2 separate regions of the Homo sapiens genome follow, and region 1 is linked to region 2. A link is a loop called in an ENCODE intact Hi-C map of the cell type or tissue named here. Cell type or tissue: K562. All regions are shown on one strand. Each heading gives the region's core, and the rest is flanking DNA. Links, peaks and the distances in the headings are about the cores only.

What was found. A loop is a pair of places that touch in the nucleus more often than their neighbours do. Peaks named below come from ENCODE experiments on the same cell type or tissue, not always from the same donor. Only the 100,000 strongest peaks of a DNase experiment are listed, where the experiment ranks them.
Region 1: it touches region 2 in a loop (3-fold over the local background); 8 of 110 quality-filtered maps call a loop at or near these places.

The regions. Positions count from the first base shown.
Region 1 is chr5:98,949,896-98,958,238 of GRCh38, reverse strand. All of the region lies in intron 1 of CHD1-DT (CHD1 divergent transcript), which reads right to left. It also overlaps the pseudogene RPS9P3. Among named protein-coding and RNA genes, the nearest start is that of CHD1, 25 kb to the right of the region's middle. In K562, for the core only: no CTCF peak of the experiment used is centred there; a DNase peak (open chromatin) is centred at 3,368; H3K4me3 peaks cover 210 bases.
Region 2 is chr5:99,028,813-99,037,155 of GRCh38, reverse strand. No RefSeq gene overlaps it. Among named protein-coding and RNA genes, the nearest start is that of CHD1, 100 kb to the right of the region's middle. RefSeq lists enhancers at 1-49, 3,673-3,732. In K562, for the core only: a CTCF peak has its summit at 4,482 (motif pointing right); DNase peaks (open chromatin) are centred at 3,355 and 4,495.

The sequences.
Region 1 (8,343 bases), core at 112-8,111, 79 kb after region 2:
TGCAGTGAGCTGTGTTTGCACCACTGCTCTCCGGCCTGGGTGACAAAGTGAGACCTTGTTTCTTTTTATATAAACAGAGTGTCACTCTATTGCCCAGGCTCATCTTGAACTCCTGGGCTCAAGCAATCTTCCCACCTTGGCCTCCCAAAGTGCTGGGATTACAGGTGTGAGCCACTGTGTCCAGCCCCAATATCCTTAATGTCTCCTGACAACAAGTGGCAGCTTCTTTTGTTCTTTTTTAATTTTTTTTTAATTTGGTTTTCGTTGTTGCTGTTGTTTTATTCTGAGCACCAGAAATTAGGATTTTAAAACTGCAACAAATTCCCTTACGTCTACATCCAGAAATATAACTATTTAATTCATTCACTTAACAACTTAAAAAAACAGATACAATTCACGTACCATAAAATACACTCTTTTAAAGTATACAATTCAGTGGTTTTTAGCATAGTCATAAGGAACAACTATTTATTGAATGCCTACTATGTGCCAAGTTTCTATTCAACTTGATATTCATGAACTAGAAGTCAGAGTTTTCAAATATGTAACAACATGAACATTCCTTATTTGTGTCAGATAAACTAGGCAATGTTGAAATAATTATTGGTTCATGATCAGGGATGAACGTAGCCAATATGAAAAATGAAATTTGCTTCTAGTGTTAAAAACAATGCCAAATACAGAGTCAAGAACTATTTCCTCTTTGGCACAGCCTGGCTTGCTCATGAACTTAGATTAAATCTCTGGCATTGATTGGACAGATGTGGAGTAATTTATCAACAGTAGCACTTGAAATCATAAAGTTTTAGAGCTGGAGGATACCTCAGAGATCATCTACATCTTATACCTCCACTATACCAATCACGGAACCAAAAACCAGAGAAAGTTAATGACCAGCTGCAAGTCTCAAACTCAGAACAAAGCTTTCAGATTCTTACCTGGTGCTTGTTCCTTATACCAGTTCCTAAACTCGATTTCTGAAGGACCCAGGATTCTTGGTGAATCCTACAGGGCTTCTAGGATAATGGATGGATGGCTGAGTGGAAGAGCCTCTGCATCCCAACCAAGCTTCAACTCTAGCATTGCTATGTTTACCTCTTTGACTTCCTAAGATTCTAAGCAAATTTTTGTTTTAAAAATAGTTCCATTGCTAAAAAATACATGAATATTTTTTGAAAATACTTTATGGAAAGTGATTCCATATTGTCCAAAGGAGAAATGTGCCTATTACTGAACATATGGTTTAAATATTCTGCCTAGAAAACTGTGCAAAACCACCTGAACATTTAACAGATTTCTTAGTAAATGGTATATGTTTTAGAAGTGAATCAATATCATGAAAATGGCCATACTGCCCAAGGTAATTTATAGATTCAATGCCACCCCCATCAAGCTACCAATGACTTTCTTCACAGAATTGGAAAAAACTACTTTAAAGTTCATATGGAACCAAAAAAGAGCCCGCATTGCCAAGTCAATCCTAAGCCTAAAGAACAAAGCTGGAGACATCATGCTACCTGACTTCAAACTGTACTACAAGGCTACAGTAACCAAAACAGCATGGTACTGGTACCAAAACAGAGATACAGACCAATGGAACAGAACAGAGCCCTCAGAAATAATGTCGCATATCTACAACCATCTGATCTTTGACAAACCTGACAAAAACAAGAAATGGGGAAAGGATTCCCTATTTAATAAATGGTGCTGGGAAAACTGGCTAGCCATATGTAGAAAGCTGAAACTGGATCCCTTCCTTACACCTTATACAAAAATTAATTCAAGATGGATTAAAGACTTAAATGTTAGACCTAAAACCATAAAAACCCTAGAAGAAAACCTAGACATTACCATTCAGGACATAGGCATGGGCAAGGACTTCATGTCTAAAACACCAAAAGCAATGGCAACAAAAGCCAAAATTGACAAATGGGATCTAATTAAACTCAAGAGTTCGGCACAGCAAAAGAAACTACCATCAGAGTGAACAGGCAACCTACAGAATGGGAGAAAATTTTTGCCATCTACTTATCTGACAAAGGGCTAACATCCAGAATCTACAATGAACTCAAACAAATTTACAAGAAAAAAACAAACAACCCCATCAAAAAGTGGGCGAAGGACATGAACAGACACTTCTCAAAAGAAGACATTTATGCAGCCAAAAGACACATGAAAAAATGCTCATCATCACTGGCCATCAGAGAAATGCAAATCAAAACCACAATGAGATACCATCTCCCACCAGTTAGAATGGCGATCATTCAAAAGTCAGGAAACAACAGGTGCTGGAGAGGATGTGGAGAAATAGGAACACTTTTACACTGTTGGTGGGACTGTAAACTAATTCAACCATTATGGAAGTCAGTGTGGCGATTCCTCAGGGATCTAGAACTAGAAATACCATTTGACCCAGCAATCCCATTACTGGGTATATACCCAAAGGATTATAAATCATGCTGCTATAAAGACACATGCACATGTATGTTTATTGCAGCACTATTCACAATAGCAAAGACTTGGAACCAAGCCAAATGTCCAACAATGATAGACTGGATTAAGAAAATGTGGCACATACACACCATGGAATACTATGCAGCCATAAAAAATGATGAGTTCATGTCCTTTGTAGGGACATGGATGAAGCTGGAAACCATCATTCTCAGCAAACTATTGCAAGGACAAAAAAACCAAACACCACATGTTCTCACTCATAGGTGGGAATTGAACAATGAGAACACGTGGACACAGGAAGGGGAACATCACACACCGGGGCCTGTTGTGGGGTGGGGGGGAGGGGGGAGAGATAGCATTAGGAGATATACCTAATGTTAAATGACGAGTTAATGGGTGCAGCACACCAACATGGCACATGTATACATATGTAACTAACCTGCACATTGTGCACATGTACCCTAAAACTTAAAGTATAATAAAAAAAATTATATTTATAATTATAAAAAAAAAGTGCTCCTCTTTTTCATGCTTGCAGAATTTTTGAAAGTAGATTGTGCATGTTTGAAAGAAAACAAAGCATTTTTACTTACCTCAAATTCAGTTACTGAAATTGCAGGAAAAAAATGATTTGGGTAGATGATTGTACTTATTAATGGAATATAAAAGTATGTACATTCAAAAACATTTTTCCATAATATCAATGGAAAATAGAGAAGCATCATCCCTAGAATCCTTGTTTTCAAAGTGTTGATCCCATTATCTGACTGGAAAACTAGACAATCCACCACCCCAGGAGGGGATGGGTGTGCTTAACCCTCCTCTTGGTTATCTCCAGGGGCACTCCAGCCCCACCCTGGCCCTTCTTGGAATTCTTCTCTTCAGGAGGCCCAGGCGACCACTGCCAAACAAAGAACAAAGAGAGAAATTGCCGTGCTTCTGGGAGTCCAGGCAGTCAATGAAGGACAGACAGGATGTTCACCACCTGCAGACCTAGATATGGTGCTAGTGGATCAGCACAGGGGCATGATGACTGGACTTGGTCACTCCTGGCTTGAAGAGCTGGGTCTGCAGTCATCTCTGCAAGAAAGCCTCAATCTTCAGGCCTAGGATGCAATCTAGTTTCATTCTGCCCCTGTACCGCACTCTGATGTGAATAAGTCACCACAGCAGGGCACTGCCTTCAAACAGATGCCATGGGTCCTTCTCAACAAGCATCAGCAGCTCCTGGGCAGCCCTGCAGATCTTGTCCAGGGTAAATTTAACCCTTCAGATGTCACGTTTGCTCTGGAGGCCATACTTGCCTATCAGTTTTAGCTCTTGGTTGAAGGGGGACTTCTCAAAGGGTCTCCCTGTGATCACACAGGTTTTCCGACCCAGCTTGGGACCACTAGTGTGTTGACTCTGCGTGTCCATCTGTGCCTCACCTAAGGGTAGGTCCCGGTTACTGCGAAAGGGGCTAGAAAAATATATTTAAAAAAATAAAATACACCACATGCGGTGGTTCAGCCTGTAATCCCTTTGGGAGGCCAAGGCAGAAAGATTGCTTGAGCCCAGGAGTTCAAGGCTGCAGTAAGCTATGATCATACCACTGCACTCCAGCCTGGGGGACAGAGTGAGGTCCTGTGTCTTAAAAAAAATATAATAAAATAAAATGTCTAAAGTCAAAGTATGTCAAGAAATAAAGATGCTTAGCTAAGTATTGTATTCAAATACATATTCTAGTACTCACTACACAACATGGTGTAACTCAGTATTAATAAAGTTATATGTCATATCATTATATAACATTTACATTATGCTTTATTGTATACATAATTTTCATTTTGGGGGTGCTGAATTTGTGTTTTCTTTGTGAAATTAAAGAATCATTTAATGATGTCATAAAGTGTGTTTGGTTGCAAAATATTTTTGAATATTACTGGTGTTCAATTTGTGAAATACATGATTAATCTCACAGCATAACCATTTGGAAAGCCAAATGATCCACTTCAGTTTGTGTGATAGTTAATACTGAGTGTCAACTTGATTGGGTTGAAGGATACAAAGTATTGATCCTGTGTGTGTCTGTGAGGGTGTTGCCAAAGGAGATTAACATTTGAGTCCCGGGGCTGGGAAAGGCAGACCCATTCTTAATCTGGGTGGGCACCATCTAATCGGCTGCCAGTGGGACTAGAATAAAAAAGCAGAAAGAAAAATGTGAAAAGACGAGACTGGCTACCCTCCCAGCCTACATCTTTCTCCCATGCTGGATCTTTCCTGCCCTCGAACATGGGACTCCACGTTCTTCAGTTTTGGGACTCGGACTGCATCTCCTTGATCCTCAGCCTGCAGATGGCCTATTGTGGGACCTTGTGATCATGTGAGTTAATACTTAATAAATTCCCATATATATATCCTATTAGTTCTGTCTCTCTAGAGAACCCTAATACAGTTTGTATACTTTATAAATGTGGAATTTCATATATCAGTAGTGCTAAATTAAAGTATACCTTTATATATATAATATAATATATATATTATATTACTTCAGTAAATATATTTGTTCAGTAAATATATATGTTCAGTAAATATATATATAATTCAGTAAATATTTATATATATAAATATATATATATAACTTCAGTAAATATATTTGTTCCAGAAAAGTTACATGTAAGCTGACCTTTTAAGGACATAGAACTTCACATATATATTTTCTTAATTTTTTAAAATTTTATTTTACTTTTAACTGACAAATAATTGTCTACTTTCTTATTTTTTGTCTTTAATCAGCAGTGGCTATGCTCCCACTACTTCAAGTCTTTCTGCCCTTTATACTCTCTATCAAGTAACTAATGATGTGAGAATAAATGTTTAAATATCTTAGAGCTCTCCTATTATAGCCTGTGTACACCTACATAAACACATAGGCATTCAATGCATATTTATTGATTTTCAAAAGGATAAAAGAGTTTATTTTATATATGTACCGTGCCAGTAAAGTAAATCATGTTCCAAAAGTGCTAATGGTATATGTCTTAGTCCATTTGTGTTGCTGTAACAAAATAACACAGACTGGGTAATTTATACAAAATAGAAATTTATTCCTCACAGTTCTGAAGGCTGGAAAGTCTGAGATCAAGGCACTGGCATTTGATGTCTGGTGAGGGCCTTCTCACATGGCAGAAGGCAGAAAGGTAAAAAAGGGAATGGATGCTGTGTCCTTGCATGGCAAAAGAGTGGGAGAGAGAAAATCCACTTCCGTAACCCCTTTTATGGCCTTAATCACCTTCGAACAGCCCCACATTTTATATTACCACATTGGCTAATAAATTTCAAATATTAATTCGGGGTGCGATATTCACACCACAACAGCATAAAAGGTCACTGGGATTATTTTATTCTCCTGAAGTCTTGGGACTATTTAGTTTCCCAATAAGTTTGCTCTTTTCCATGTTAAAAACACCCTAGGTCAAGTCACAGAGAACTTTTAAGGCCAAAGATTATACTACCTAGGGAGTGGTACATTCATATTACTTGCCCCTTTCTCTCAAGGGCTTTTTTTTTTTCTTGAGATGGAGTCTCGCTCTGTTGCCCAGGCTGGAGTGCAATGGCGCAATCTCCGCTCACTGCAACCTCTGCCTCCTCCCAAGTTCAAATGATTCTCCTACCTCAGCCTCTGGAGTAGCGGGGATTACAAGCACCTGCCACCATACCCAGCTAATTTTTGTATTTGTTGTAGAGACGGGGTTTCACGATGTTGGCCAGGCTGGTCTCGAACTCCTGACCTCAGGTGATCCGCCTGTCTCAGCCTTCCAAAGTGCTGTGATTACACACGTGAGCCACTGCACCCAGCTCTCAAGGGCTTTCTACATGAGTATATCTTAAACACAAAGTAGCTCAGGTGTCACTCACCTGGCCTACTGGATCCTTCCTGAAATTCTCCCTTAGACTGTCATTAGCTGTATGTATCTTCTGCTTTTTACCTAGCTATCACTTTACCTTAGGAATGAGGCCAACAAAAGGCAGGGTACAGGTGGGAGGGAACAAAGCTGTACTGCCTTTATATAACCCTAATTCTAGAGTCTTGAAGATTATTGCCTAGGGGAACTGGTCTTTACAGAGTCCAAAAGGCTTGCATGGTACCTAGAGTGCTCAACAAATTTATTAAATGTCATCAAAATGCAGTTGGGGTAAAAAGAATCAGGTATATTTGCTGACTCTTGATCTATGCTCTTGGGGTTATTTACATCTGTGCATTGTATCTACTGTATCCCTGTGGTGGGATTACTACATAATGGTGTGCTGCTGCTTATCCTCAACTGCATCCAGAGAAATCATGTTGGTAGCCTGAAACTGGCTGTAGTGGGGGAATTTTTACCACAGAAATTAGCAAACTTCTGTGAGGTGCAAATTTTTCTGGAAAAGACCATGCAGTAAATATTCAAAGCCATTTTTTGTTTGTTGTTGTTGTTGTTGTTGTGTGTATTTGTTTTTTAAATTGACATTAGAGACAGGGTCTTACTATGTTGCCCAGGCTGGTCTTGAACTTCTGGCATTAAGTGATCCTCCCATCGCAGCCTCCCAAAGTGCTGAAATTATAGGCATGAGCCACTATTCCTGGCCCTATACCAAAGCTCTTTGGAAGTAATTTCAATCGATTTCTTCTGCAGGAACTTTTGACACTTTCTCAGGTCACTTACTCTATCAGTCTAAGGCTACAATAGCAAAGTACCACAGAATAGGCAGGTGAGATGACAGAAATTATTTTCTCATAGTTCTGGAGGCTAGAAGTCTGAGATCAAGGTATCAGTAGGGTTGTTCTCTTCTGAGGCCTCTGTCTTGGCTTGTAGATGACTGTCTTCTTGTGTTACCACATGGTCTTCCCCAATACCTGTTTGTAAAAATTTCCTCTTCTTATAAAGACACCAGTCATACTGGATTAGAGCCCACCCTAATGACCTCATTTTAACTTAAATGACTTTTTAATTTTTATTTTTTTGAGACAGAGTCTCGCTTTGTCACCCAGGCTGGAGTGCAGTGGCGTGATCTCAGCTCACTGCAACCTCTGCCTCCTAGGTTCAAGTGATCCTCCCACCTCAGCCTCCCAAGTAGCTGAGATTACAGGCGCATGCCACCACACACAGCTAATTTTTGTATTTTTAGTAGAGATGGGGTTTCACCACATTGGCCAGGCTACTCTCAAACTCCTTGCCTCAGGTGATTCGCCTGCTTCGGACTCCCAAAGTACTGGGAATACAGGCATGAGCCACCGTGCCTAGCCTTAAATGCCTTTTTAAAGACCCACCTTCTGGGGTACTGTGGGTAGGCACTTCAACATATACCTCTGGAGAGGGGAAACAATTCAGCCTGTAATACCCTGTAGCGAAAAATGCTGCAGGTCAATGTTTAACAATCAGCTGTCCAAAAAGAAAAAGTCCCGAATTGTAGCATTTGCTAACTTCTGTGGTAAAATTCCCCCATTACAGCCAATTTCAAGCTACCAACATGATTCCTCTGAATGCAGTTGGGAAGAGATAAGCAGCAGCACACCATTATATAGTAATTCTACCATGGAGATACAATAGATACAAATAACCTCAATGCATAGATGTAAATAACCCCAATAGCATAGATTGAGAATCAGCAAACTTTTCAGCAAGCTTTTCTGGAAAAGACTAAGCAGTAAATATTTTCGCATTTGCTCAACACTGCATCATAGTAAAAAAAGGAGCCAGGCTGGGTGCAGTAGCTCATGCCTCTAATCCCAGCAATTTGGGAGGCCGAGGTGGGTGGATTGGTTGACCTCAGGAGTTCAAGACCATCCTGGGCAACATGGCAAAACCCCATCTCTACAGAAAAATACAAAAATTAGCCGGGAGTGGTGGCGTGCGCCTGTGGTCCCAG
Region 2 (8,343 bases), core at 248-8,247:
CATTTTATTCACATATTCATTCCATTCTTTATCAGTTCAGTACTTCATTTTCACCAAATAGTTTTTGGCTTTCCATAGAAAAGTTAAGTTTTCGAGGACTCAAATATTTCTTTTTATTTTGTCATGTGTGTGCAAAGTGTGTGTGCATGTATGTGTATGTGCACACTACTTCAAAGTAGATTGAGGAAGAGAGTATGTATATGCTTTTTATCATAATATTTTAATTATAAAATTTATATACTTCCACCTGGAACTATAAAAATCCTGGAAGAAAACCTAAGGAAAACTCTTCTGGACATTGGTCTACTCAAAGAATTCATGATTAAGACCTCAAAAGTGCAAGCAACAAAAACAAAAATAAACAAATGGGACTTAATTAAACTCAAAGGCTTCTGCACAGCAAAAGAAACAATCAATAGAGTGAACAGACAACCTGTAGGATAGGAGAAAATATTTGCAAACTATATGTCTGAAAGAGGGCTAATATCCAGAATTTACAAGGAGCTCAAACAGCTCAACAACAACAATAACAAAACAACCCCATTAAAAAGTGGGCAAAGGACATGAACAGACATTTCTCAAAAGATATACACATGGCCAACAAGCTTATTGTTAAAATGCTTAATATTACTTATCATCAAAAAAATGCAAATTAAAACTACAATGAGATATCATCTTACACAAGCCAGGATGGCTATTATAAAAAGTCAAAAAACAACAGATGTGGGTGAGGGTGTGGAGAAAAGGGAATGCTTATACACTGTTGATGAGAGTGTAAATAAGTACAACCTCTCTGGAAAATAGCATGGAAATTTCTCAAAGAACTAAAAGTTGAATTACCATTTGATCCAGCAATCCCACTACCGGGTATCTACCCAAAGAAAAAGAAATCTTTATCTTGAAAAGATATCTGTACTCATGTTTATTGCAGCATGGTTCACAGTAACAAAGACTTAGAATCAACCTAAGTATCTGTCAATGGATGAGTAGAGAAACTGTGGTATATGTACATACAATGAATGACTAGTCAACCATAAAAAAGAATGAAATCATCTTTTTCAGTAGCATGGATAGAACTGGAGGCCATTATATTAAGTGAAATAACTCAGAAACAGAAAGTCAAATACTACATGTTCTCACTTACAAATGGTAGCAATGTAACATGTACACATGGACATAGAGTGTGGAGTAAGAGACACTGGAGACTCAGAAGGATGGGAAGGTGGGAGGGGAGTGAGGGATGAAAAGTGGCTTAATAGGTGCGATGTACATTATTCAGAAGATGGTCACACTAAAAGCCCCAGACTTCACCATTATCCAAAATATCCATGTAACAAAACTGCACTTGTGCCCTTAAATTTATACAAATAAAAAAAGTTTTAGATGTACATACTTCTGATAGAAAGTAGATACAAAATCACCCATTATTTCATAATCAAAGAGTAATAAAATTACAATGTATGTCTTCTCAATATGTTTTTATATATGCATTTTTAACTTAATTTGTTTTAAAATTTTTACCAAAAAAGTCATATTATATAAATTTTAGCCTATTTTTCCCTTAGTAGTACATTATAATATTTTCACATATCAAAAAATATTATTCTATAATATGATTTTAAAGGAATCATAGTAATAATGGTGTTTTTAAGTAATTGAACAATATTCATCTTATGAGTAACTCCTTAGAGATAAAGCAACAGAAAGAATCCATAACAGCAAAAAGTGTAGTGAGCTTTTTATTTGTTTTTACATATCAAAGTAATTTTTGCCAAATGCCTACTGTTTGTCTTTTATGTACTGGGAAAACAAAGATAAGTTTTTAGAGCAGTTATAAGATAGGTAAGTTAGTCAAATATTATGTGATGGGTACTAAGACAGAGATAGTCCTACGCGGTACAGGAACACAGAGAAGAGGCCTCTAAGTAAGAATGAGAGTCACCTGTAAAGTGACACTAACTAAACTATTGAAGGACAAGGGGATTGGGAATTGCAGAACAAACAGCATAAGTAAAAGGACTGCCTAGAAACAGTCAATCATTAATTCACAAACTGGCTTGATCATAAAAATCAGTAGAGACTGCCAGGCACAGTGGCTCACGCCTGTAATCCTTGCACTTTGGGAGGCCGAGGCGGGTGGATCACCTGAGGTCAGGAGTTTGATACCAGCCTGGCCAACATGATGAAACTCTGTCTCTACTAAAAATACAAAAAATTAGCCGGGCGTGGTGGCGGGCACTTGTAATCCCAGCTACTCAGGAGGCTGAGACAGGAGAATCACTTGAACCCAGGAGGTGGAGGTTGCAGTGAGCTGAGATCACGCCCCTGCACTCCAGCCTGGGCAACAAGAGCAAAACTCTGTCTCAAAAAAAAAAAAAAAAATCAGTAGAGACATAAGCCCCACTCCTGGAGATTCCAATTTAATATGTTTAGGGTCAGGCCAAGAATCTGCATGTTTAATATGTCCCCAGAAATTCTTACATTCAGTCAAGGTTAAAAAACAATTCTAGTCCCTCCAACTGGAAACCTGCTTGTTTTACAATATAGCAGTAAGGAAGTAGCCATCCCTGAAGCTTGGAAAGTGGCCAAAGACAGAATGTGTGGGTTAAGCCTTGAAGTTTATCCTGAAAGATAAAGGACTGAATCTGAGTTTGCAGAGCAGATTAGCATTTTAGAAGGATCACTCTGTAAGAAACGGAGTATGATGTGTAAGGAAACCTTTTGAGGAGGCTAATGTAGCAATTTAGGTGAGAAGTCATTAAGACCTTAATTTAAAAAGTGGTTATGAGTTTAGGAAAGAGGAGAACAAGAGATACCAAGGAATTAAAAGCCACAGGGATTAGGGATTGATTGAGTATAAGTGAGAGTGACCTAGGAAGACTCCCAGGGAAGTGGATTGGGTGACTGGATAAGAGATATGCCATTTATGAAAATGTGGCATTCAAGTAAAGCGCAGGTTTGAAATACATAAGTTCACTTTTAGATATACTGAATTTTATTGGAAATTCAATCGTAGGTTCCATCGCAAACTCAAAACGAAGATTTGGCAGGAGGAAGTTTGTAATATAACAGTGATCGAAGTTGAACCCATGAGGAAGATAACACTTACTGTTTAAGCAGAAAAAAAGGGAACCTACAATGGAGACTAAAAAGAATTATCTTTTTTCTTTTTAAGGAAAGAATAATGCCACAGAAAACAAAGGAGAAGGACTCCAGAAGGAGAACTGCTACCGATAAATCAAACAAAATAAGGACAAAGCAAAGTTCCCTGAACTGTGCCTTATGGAATTCAATGGTGCAGGTATCAGGAGCATCTCCTCTGCACATGTTTCTGGTGGGCTTGGCCAATCAAATGTTTCCTTCCTAGGAGCTAAATCTTAAGTGGTGACACAAGGAGGAAAGGTAGTTGAACCTTAGTAAACATACATGATTATGCATGTCCACGGTTTCATTTCAGTGGTCCTGTACTTTCTGCCCTCAGGAAGCTTGACTGTTTAGTATTTTCTTCTGTTCTGCATTATACCAGTATATTTCCAATGAATATCATTTTTTCCATAAGTTGTTCTCAATTTGTTTCTTTGGCTTATAATTAGAGACCCAAAACTGCCAAGGTAATTTTACTTTTGCTTTCATTTTCAATAAGACAAACCACTGTTCTGTTTATTTTCTGAAGTAAAACAGGAAAGAGGGCGATGATTGATATAATAAAGTCATTGAGTACACAGAAGAGGATGGAATCCAATCTACAGGTTGAGAAATGAGCCTCGAGTTAGATGGGCACCTTTTCCAACAGGAAGGAGAAGTAAAAATGCCAATAAATAAGCGAATAAGTAAGAGGGAGAGGAAGGTGCCGTTTTCACTTTCTGCCCTTGCCTTTTCACAATGAAAAGGACAGAATCATCATTTGCTGAGTGTAAGAAGAGTTGGTGGTTTTGACAGTAAGGGAAGTAAATGTTTGGAATACCCACTGTCAGTTGATCAGAAGCACCTTCACCATAACTGAGGACTCAGCCTTGGTCAGAAAGCAACAACATACAGTGACATCAATTGGTATGGCTGTGTGATTTTTCTCCAAGAACTCTCAGCTGCTCAGTTCCAGAGTCAGAGAAACAGGATGGCTGGATTAAGAGTTGAAAGTAATATTGAAAGCATAATTTAAGTAGTGGACACCAGTGTGTGGAGCTGAACAGGGAAAATGGGAAGACAGAAGGAGACTAATTGATTAGGAGAAAATGGAGGGCTCAAAGCATATGGGGTCATGAGGTCAAAGGGCAGGCATAGTTCATATAAGGACCAGAAAGTTACCAAAAACAAATGGTGAGGAAAAGCAGATGTCTTGTCTAAACATGAAGCCTGTATCTGAATCTCCCTATGGATGGAGGGTTCACGTTTATCTACCTTCAGACTGCTCTACTCGGCTATCAGTCAGTCTTTCTTAGGATTCCTAATTTGTTTTTCTGACTTTCGCCCACAAGCTGGATGACCACTTGGTGGAGCTCCTGCAAAGAGAATGTCAGCCCATTGGTTAACAAGATACCCTGAAAAACGAGATTCCATAAAATTATGCAGTTCACTGTAGCCTAGTCCAGTAAATGGTGGACTGATTGAGAAATACTTTTTTAAAAAAATGTTGTGAGCTACCCTTTCCCTATTGCTTCCAACAGAATGACAGCTGATTCTGGTACTTGGAGCAACCAAAATTTCGGAAGGTTCTTTGATCTTAATGCAGCAATGAGTGTTCCCTCTACTGCTAGCCTAAGCCTAATCTAGTCCTTCATCAGTTGTAGAAATATAATATCTTTAAGAAAGGATAGGAAAAAGAGTCCATAATTAAGACACTGTTCCTTTAGGCCTAGCCTATTAATAATACCTTTAATCTACTTTACCTCGCGGGTTTAAAAATAATTCTGCCTGTTGCTTAGTGCCACCCATACTGCTGATGATGAACAATGATCTGTTGCATAAATTGCCACCTACCTTTTATTCTGTAGCAGCCATTCATTACAACTCTAAGGCCAGTAATTACCAGTGATGAAAGTGGCATTATCTGCCGTGACTTTCTGTTTGGTTTTACTTTGAAAGTGCCTTAGCTGGTTACCTTACTTGGATAGTGTAGACCGTTCGAGTGCCATAGACAACTTATTCTCCTATCCCTGGCATAGTCCCCCAAACAGTGCCTTCATTACTGCAAGGAGAGAGTGTGGCTTAATTACACTATATTCATCTCTATGACAAGCCAGACAACTCAAACCATAAGGTTTCATTACATGGTTCTTATAGTTTCATCACGGTTTATGACCAAGAGCACATACTTTCTAATGCAGTGTGAGAAAATCAAGATGTAGTTAGATTAATTAATTTGCAGCAAAATACTATCTGGAACATCAGGAAGACTGGCAGGTGCTTCCAGTTCAACTCCATGTCATAGATCAAATTATAAAATTTCAATAAGCAGTTTCTCTTCTTTTAATTGACAGATATAATGGTTACTTTTAGCTGTCATAGAATTGAATAAAAATCTGAGATAATAAGATAATAGGATGTTGACATGTTTTTAGGTGGCAAAAATAAACCTTAATATTGTGTCATCAATTTCTTCTTCTCTGCACCTATAATTATGCAGGCTGTGTGGATTTCATTCTTTTCATACTGATAGTGTTATACTATATTTGGTCACATTCCCCCTAAGATGATGAGGCTAGATTATAGATCTGGAGCAAACTTTTGCCCTTGGATTGTTGACAGGCACTGCAACTTAATTAAGTTGACATTTCTAGCATAAATTCCCAGAGATAGAAGACACCTCAGAGAATCTTTTATCTAACCTTCTGCCCACTATAGGAAATCTCTCCACAGCACACCCAACAAGTTGCTTTTCCAGTCTTCCTTGATTTCATCAGCATCCCAAATTATTCACTGGGTGTTTACTCATGGTTCTGCTTTCTTCTAGGAAACATACATACACAGAGTCAAATTTTCTACTATCAGAGAGGACAAAAGGGAAATGAGTTGTCTGACAGAGAGAAATGGGCAAGGACAAAGGGAAAATCATTAGTGGAAAGAAAAAGTAGCATTAAAGGGCAGTATGATGAGAAACAGGAAGAAGAGATGTATGCAGTTTAAGCAGAGCAATCACTTTCACTAAGCCCTTTTCATTCTCTTGCAATACTCTCAGGAATTACAGATTGGAAGGCACTGCACTGGTGTGGAAGTAGGCTGAGAAGAAACATGGGTTGGACACAGTGGCTCATTCCTATAATCCCAGCACTTTGGGAGGCCAGGGTGGGAGGATCACTGGAACCCAGGAGTCTGAGACTGACCCTGGCAACATAGCAAGACCCTATCTCTACAAAAAATTTAAAAGTTAGCCAGGCGCGGTGGCACATGCCCATAGTCCCAGCTTCTCAGAAGGCTGAAGTGGCAAGATCACTTGAGCCCAGGAAGATGAGGCTGCACTGAGCCATGACTGCACCACTACACTTCAGCCTGGACAACAGAGTGAGACCTGTCTCAAAAAAAGAAAGAAAAGAGAGAAGAGAAGAGAAAAAGAGAAGAGGAGAAGGAAGGGGAAGGGAAGAAACATGGACTGGAGAGAAGTGTCAATGTCATTATCAGAGCCTACACTGGCATTAATGTGACCAGTACTGTGTCTTTGTTTGGGGGTTAAGAAAGAAGGTCTACTTAGGTCAGTACCTAAGAAAGATGCATTCCTCTATTTGTAATGCTCACTTCTAATCTGTCACCTACCTGACCCACTAACTGTGGACCCACTAACTCTATTAACAGTAGGTATAATTGTATTAGTATAGATCTCTTTTTAAAAAGATGAAACAAGGGCTTATGTGCAAGGGATTATTTTGGGAAATGATCCCAAGTTTTAAGAAGTGAAGGGACTGGAGAGAGTAAAATAGGGAAGAAAGGAAAGCAGTATCAGGGGAAGAAGGTCTCAAGTTGAACATGACCACAGATCATGATCCATTGAGAATCCTCTAAAGATCCACACAGAATGAGCCTCAGAATTCTGCAAACAAGGGACAGAAGAAGGTGGCATTTATCCACTGGGTCTGTCCCTGATAGGTCACGATTTGCCTTAATGACATTAACCTCTTGTATACAATGTGTGAGGCAGATCTGTTACCTACCACAGACACCCCAGTTGCCCTGTAGAGTTAGCAATGGGGCAGAAATTAAGAAAAGCCAAGTGTGGCCTGGCACAGTGGCTCACACCTATAATCCCAGCACTTTGGGAGGCCGAAGCGGGCAGATCACTTGAGTTCAGGAGCTTGACACCAGCCTGGCCAACATGGTGAAACCCCCGTCTCTACTACAAATAAAAAATTAGCTGGGCATGGTGGCAGGCACCTACAATCCCAGCTACTTGGGAGGCTAAGGGGGGAGAATCACTTGAACCCATGAGGCTGAGTGCACTCTAGCATGGGCGGCACAGCAAGACTCCACCTCAAAAAAAAAAAAAAGAAAAAAGAAAAGAAAAGAAGAGAAAACGCAAGTGTAGGTTGAATAATGGACACTTCCACATTAAAGAAGACTAAAAAGATCTAAGAAGTAAATGCTATGTGTGATCCTGTTCAATTCTGAACCAGAAAAAAGTCATAATTCATAAAAGACATGATTAGAAAAATTTGCAAACTTGTATTAGGTGTATTGATTCAAATATTATATCAATGTCAAATTTCCTAGGTTTGATCATTTTACTACAGTACATAGATGAATATGCTGGTTCTTAAGAAATACACACTGACGTATTTAGGAGTAAAGGAGCATGACATCTGCAAGTCACTTTCAAATGGTCCTGTATATATGGGGGCAGGGTGGGAGAGAGAAATCAAATGTGGTAAAATGTTAACATTAGTGAATCTGTGTGAAGTATATGGGTGATCTCTGCACTATTCTTGCATCTTTTCTATAAGTTTGAAAATATTTGAAAGTAAAAAGTTTAAAAACTGTAAGCTCTGGACCAAAGGGAATTATAGCAAGGGTTCAAAAGACCTGAGCTTTAGTCCAAAGTCATTGATGCTTGTTGTTTCTGTTTTCTCATCCAGAAACTTTATAGAATTACTGTAAGAACTAAATAAAGTGATTTATGTAAAAGACGTTTGAAAGGTTTAAAATAACATACAATTGTGTAGTATTGTTAGAAATGGGAGTCTGACATTTGAAGACGGCTTAATAGGGTGTTAGATCATGTATCAGCTAAGCAGTGACAGACATATACAGAGAAACAGAAGAATGTGTGGGTTTATAACTTGAAAGTAGAGAGCATTTTAGGTCATTTTCAGCTACTAACTCCTTATTCCAAATTGGTACCCTGTAACAAACTTTAAT